2 separate regions of the Homo sapiens genome follow, and region 1 is linked to region 2. A link is a contact called in ENCODE Hi-C or POLR2A ChIA-PET data. All regions are on one chromosome and are shown on one strand. Each heading gives the region's core, a stretch centred on a gene start or an enhancer-like site at or near the end of the contact. The rest is flanking DNA. Distances are from core to core; before and after follow the strand shown. Region 1 holds the start of OR1F1 (olfactory receptor family 1 subfamily F member 1). Region 2 holds the start of ZNF597 (zinc finger protein 597).

Evidence for each region. A loop is a pair of places that touch in the nucleus more often than their neighbours do. ChIA-PET counts read pairs that join two places held with the same protein, here RNA polymerase II (POLR2A). Pooled maps may share reads with other maps.
Region 1: a loop to region 2 is called in a pooled map, with 4 times the contacts of the local background. The contact joins the promoter of OR1F1 here to the promoter of ZNF597 in region 2. A Hi-C loop is called at or near these places in 14 of 168 maps with a recorded cell type or tissue (CD4-positive, alpha-beta T cell, CD4-positive, alpha-beta memory T cell, CD8-positive, alpha-beta T cell and 9 more), 36 of 37 single-sample maps with no recorded cell type and 17 of 50 pooled maps. POLR2A ChIA-PET finds 5 or more read pairs at or near these places in 13 of 52 experiments (A673, CD4-positive, alpha-beta T cell, CD4-positive, alpha-beta memory T cell and 10 more).

What each region holds. Positions count from the first base shown.
Region 1 is chr16:3,186,768-3,189,541 of GRCh38, reverse strand. It overlaps OR1F1 (olfactory receptor family 1 subfamily F member 1), which reads right to left and starts at 1,338. Exons shown (of 4, transcript NM_001370640.6): 1 at 1,063-1,338. TRP-TGG3-5 (tRNA-Pro (anticodon TGG) 3-5) reads right to left here and starts at 1,448; the gene lies at 1,377-1,448.
Region 2 is chr16:3,442,093-3,444,800 of GRCh38, reverse strand. ZNF597 (zinc finger protein 597) reads left to right here and starts at 1,297. Exons shown (of 4, transcript NM_152457.3): 1 at 1,297-1,441; 2 at 1,595-1,680. The coding sequence starts at 1,648. NAA60 (N-alpha-acetyltransferase 60, NatF catalytic subunit) reads right to left here and starts at 1,121. Exons shown (of 8, transcript NM_001083601.3): 1 at 964-1,121. RefSeq lists an enhancer at 888-1,037.

The DNA of each region.
Region 1 (2,774 bases), core at 89-2,588, 260 kb after region 2:
TATTTCAGACCCGCCTGGAAGGGGCAATTTCAAGTGAGGATGGGTGTGGCGGAAGCCCAGAGCCCCGGCCCCTCCTCCGCGACGCACAAAATGGGGAGCAGCCCTGGCGCTACCACAATCCAGAAGGGCCCTGGGTCCTCGCCCGCCACCGCCACTCGGCCTTGAGTTGGGGATTCGGCGTCTCCGAGGCGCGCAGTGAGGAGCTCCAGCTTCCGCAGGACATGGGAACCTCCCAATAGCAGGCAGCGGCTGCGCTGAGGGTCTGCGAGCCTCGATCACTGCAAGCTCGCCTTGGAAACGCTGCAGTCCCTCAGCGTGGCACCAATGGGTGTTCAATAAAGGCCTGACGGAGTGCACGAGACACCAGCTACCAGGCACCCTACCTCGCCGCACCTCACGCTTCTCCGGCTCCGGTCCTCCCTTCTCCCCAGGGAAGCCAAAACCCAGAAAGCGAGTTTCCCACGTGGGCCTCGAACCCTAAAGGCTGACGCTGAGAGTCTCTTTTCTCCATCGACTGAACCAGCCCCGCAGCGCCTGCCTGGCCTCAAGTGCCCAGGATGGCTGAGCTCTCGGAGAAGACGGCTTAGGCCACCAACTACGCTGCGCACCAGGGGCGATTCTGCGATGCGCCCCCTTGCCCTTCACTGGGGGGAGCTGGCGGGACCTCCAGTCCCCAGGACGTGAGGAGGAGCAAGAATGAAGGCCGTGGGGCAGCAGGCGTCGGGCATCGGTTCCGGGGCACCCTTTACTGTCACTCTGCCCTTCCCTGTATCCAGATTTCACCTGACTCCCGAGAATCCAGCAGATCTGGGCTAAAAGGGGCTCCCTGTCCCCTCCAGATCAAAGCCGCGAATTCCCTCGCTCTCAGTGGGAAGGCCCCGGGGTCTGGGGGTGGGGACAAGGGCCGAGACCCCCACCCCGCCAGGGCCGACTGAAGTGCTGCCCGCGGATGCCCGGTCTTCCCCGCCTCCCTCCTCTCACTCACTCCCCTCCCTTCTCCCCCGCTTCCGGTATTCTCCCCTTCTCCGAATAAACTGGAATTTTAAGCGGAGGAGGGCTCACCTGGGACTGGAGCAGCCATACTCTGGAATCCTAGAAAAAATTTATGCCCCTGTAGCGACCAATGAGCCCGGCGCATTCTTCCTTATTCTAAATAACCTCCTCCTGCTGCACGGGGTCGTCTCCTTTAACCGCAGTTGCCGCAGTTGGCAGCGCTGGATCCCATTTCACCAAGGCGAGCGATTCAGGCCCGTCCGTCTGCGTCCCGGGACCCCGGGAGGTCTCCACTGAGGCCCTGCCAATAGCAGCCTCCCTCCGCCTTCCTAGTCTCCTGTCCTTGCTGAAAATGCGAAATGGGAAAAAAGAGAAGGAAAAGGGGGCTCGTCCGGGATTTGAACCCGGGACCTCTCGCACCCAAAGCGAGAATCATACCCCTAGACCAACGAGCCGCCGCTTCCTTTTTTCTTTTTTCTTTTTTTTTTTTTTTTTTTCCTTTTTCTGGTGGGGGACACGTCCTTCCGTCCCTGACGCAGAGCGAGACTCTCTCCATCGCCCCAATAGCTCAGTCCTTAGCGCGCGCACCTGCGAATCTTGACTTGTGGGTTCGCGGCCACCCTCAGATTTCCGAGGCAGGCTTTACTCCTGCTGGGTAAACCAACAAGGTTACCCGCTGAGGTTATGAGCTGGTGGTTTCAATGTCGTGCTGGTATGATATATAGGTGCATTTGCCTATTACTAAGGTAAAAGGATTTCCAGGCAGGATAGAGATGTCAGAAATCATAAAGGAAATACACAGATTTTATCCAAGGTTTTAAAACGGCAAATGATAATCCAAAGAAAATACAATCGAAGTTACAAACTAAGGGCTTATTACTGGGCTACATAGATTTCGAATCCTTTAAAAAATTACATAGGCATATTTTTAAAAGACATTTAAGAAAAGAAATGAAGATCTATGACAAAAAAGGCTTCGTCTTCCTCACCTGGGACTATGGAGCATAAACGCTGCTTGCCGCAGCCTCTCTGGCTGGCAAGTGTAGCCTCGGGCTGGCCCTAAGGGCCATAGGTGGAAAACAACTGAGCCTTGAAGTGGAGACTGGAGAAAAAGAGATTGTCCTAGAGCTTGCATGGGAAGAGTTTCGGGACCCAGAAACTGGAAACATTGGATTTCCGTGACAAAGTTTGCCAAGTAGCAGTACATGGTGCAATGGGTGTGTCTGGAGGCTGGCGTGAGGCGTAAAAGGCAGCTGGGCCCGCTGCTTCAGTGACTTCCTTGAGACTCAAAGGAAGCCAAGGAGAACCCTGTCTACTCACCTGCAGGCATCTCTCCCGGTGTCTTATGTATTGTCTGCTCTGGAAGTCACAGAAAAGTGAAGGAGGCTGGGCGCGGTACCTCCCGCCGGTATTCCCAGCACTTTGGGAGGCCAAGGCGGGTGATCACTTGAAGCCAGGAATGCGAAACCAGCCTGGCCAACATGCCAGACCGCTGTCTCTACTAAAAATACAAAAATCAGCCTGGTATGGTGGCGCGTGCCTGTAGTCCCAGCTACTCAGGAAGCTGAGGCACGAGAATCGCTTGAACCCGGGAGATGGAGTTTAGAGTGAGCCCAGACTGCGCCACTGCCCTTCAGCCTGACAGGGTGAGACCCTGTCTAAAAAAAAAGAAAGAAAGAAAAAAAAAAAGGAAACAGAATAGAGTCCAACTGCTCATTCTCGTCAGTTACTGAATAGGGACTAGACTCTGCTGGTTTCCATGAACTAACTCATGCTGTTTT
Region 2 (2,708 bases), core at 48-2,547:
CTGTATATTTTACCTGGATTCTATTGTCAACGTTACCAACATGCTTAGGGTGGCAGAGAAGCACTGGGACCTTGATGTTGTCACTGGGCCACCGAATTAACCAACCTGTAACTGCTCTTTGAACATCCTTTCGGTGGGTTTTCTGTTACTTGTAGCTGAAACTATCCTATCAGATATTCCACAAAATCACATTACCTAAGTTGTCAAATCTCCTAATATTGTTTTAATAACCATGCAGCCATTCATTAAGCTTTTAGATACAGGAATGTGCCTGGCACTGGAATAAGGAAATATGTTGAGACTTTTCAGGCTTTTCTATCAAGGTACCTATCATTTTCGTCTTTTTTTTTCCCCAAACACCTTTATAAACTGGCAATTTCTTTCACTTACATTATCTTATAATCTTTGAAATTACCCTCTGAGTTAGCCCAGAGAGGCACTCTGAGCTGTTTGCAGCTGAGGAAAGCAAAGTTGTAAACTGGCCAAGATTACCAACCAATCAGTGGCAGAGCTTGGGGAGGAGCTCAATTTTCCAATTCCAAATGCCTACACCAGGGCACTCCCTCCTCCCCCAGCACACAATAGGAAATGACTGGCTCTAGGGTAGGCTGCATGTGAGGTATCCGGGGGCGAACAACGTCCTGCGACGCTAACCTATGGCTCTATTCTCGCGTGGGATCCTGTGACTAGGAAGCTGAAGCAGCTCGCTTAGGCTGCAGCTGCGGGTACAATACGTAATGCCTCTATAACACTTTGAGTCAGAGTCCAGCAACCTGGCCTACACCGATGTGAACGTTGTGAACGTACACAAAGATACTCCTTCATGTTCCACGGCCCCACCATCCGCTCAAGACACAAAGGACAGCTCAAGCCCAGGCTAGGCCCGAACCCCCGCCCTCTCAATCACCTTGCTCTGGCCAGACCGAAATTTCAGGCCTACAGGGCACTGTTGGCCGAACCCACATTTTGTTACCGATTTTCTTTCGAGTTCCGGTGTCTCCCAGTCTTCTTTCTGTCCTTCTTCTCGGAAACATTACGTCCCCCTGGGGTCACCCTAAGACTCTACTTCAGCAGGCAAACAGGCCCGGAGCTCACGGAGGAGACCCCGCCAGCGGAAGCGGAAATGGTTGCTTAGAGAAAAGGAGGAAAACTACCTCTCGCAGCTGCCCAGTGGCTACAGGTCCTCGGTTAAGGTGTTCAATTGGTCAACACAAAAGAAGGACTTCCCCTTCGGGAGAACTTCGACCAATCAAAGGGCAGGATGGCGGAGAGGGCTGAGGGCGGGTCGCTTCCGGCGGCTTTTCCCGCAGCTCCTGCGTAAAGGAGCATGAGAGCGTGGGAGTTTTGCAGTGGCCGTGGCGTTCTTCGTCGCGTCTCGGTCGGGCGTCGCTTTCTGCAGCTCCTGTCAGGGAGCGCGAGGCCTGTTATTAACCGCGGAGCGGTAAGTGGGCCCCTTTCGAGGCCGGGCCAAGAGGAGGAGCAGTCGGCGTAGGTTTTTAAGGGGGGGTTCGGAGGGAATCGAGGGAGGCTAGGGGTAGTGGAGGAACTTGGCAGCGGAATTGGTCCCTTTAAGAACTGTTCTCTCCCCCCGCAGCTTTGTCACGAAGTCCCTGTGGCGTCTTGAAGAAGGCATTCCCCACCCGCCAAATGGCGTCCATGCCCCCGACGCCCGAGGCCCAGGTGAGTCGAGGTACCTTTTTCGTCCAAGTTTATTGCTGCTTTCGGTCTCTGCCTGACCCCCTCCTTTGGAGGAGAGTTGGGCATGCCTGTTGTGGTAGGAGTGCTCCTGAGCCCCAAATAGCCCTTTGACCAAGTGTTCTTCGTTCCAAGACCACACACATAATGGTTTACCAACTTCCTTCTTTCAGAACTACCAACTGGGAGCAGGGACCTGTGGAGGAATCTCTGAGAGAGTTTCTCAATGTCTTATCTGTTTGTTTTGTTTTGTTTGGAGATAGGGTCTGGCCTTGTCGCTGGAGTGTTGCTTGTCTGGCTGGAGTGCAGTGCTGATATCATAGCTCCGTCTGGAACTCAGGGAATCCTTACGCCTCAGCCTCTCGAGTATCTGAGAGGCGCGCATACCACAGTGTCTGGCTACTTTTAAAAGTTCTTTTTTTTTTTTTTTTGATACAGAGTCTCGCTCTGTCGCCCAGGCTGGAGTGCAGTGGCGCGATCTCGGCTCACTGCAAGCTCCGCCTCCCGGGTTCATGCCATTCTCCTGCCTCAGCCTCCCGAGTAGATGGGACTACAGGCGCCTGCCGCCACGCCCTGCTAATTTTTTGTATTTTTAGTAGAGACGGGGTTTCACCGTGTTAGCCAGGATGGTCTCAATCTCCTGACCTTGTGATCCGCCCGCCTCGGTCTCCCAAAGTGCTGGAATTACAGGTGTGAGCCACTGCGCCCGGCCTAAAACTTCTTTATGGAGATGGAGTCTTGCTGCTTTGCCAAGGAACTCCTGGCCTTCAGCTATCCTCCCACCTCGGCTCCCCAAAGTGCTAGGATTAAAAGTGACTTTCTGGAATGGTTCCCAAAATTACAGATTTGGTACTTCTCCAATTTGAATGAATTTTTAAATTAAGCACATTTCTAGACTCCACACTCGTTGAGTAATAATAAATCCCAAGTGATTAATTTATCACACCGTTAGAGAAGGTGGGGTAGGCCTGGATGAAGTGCTGGAGTGAGCTTAGCAATGAGTGTCATGGGGA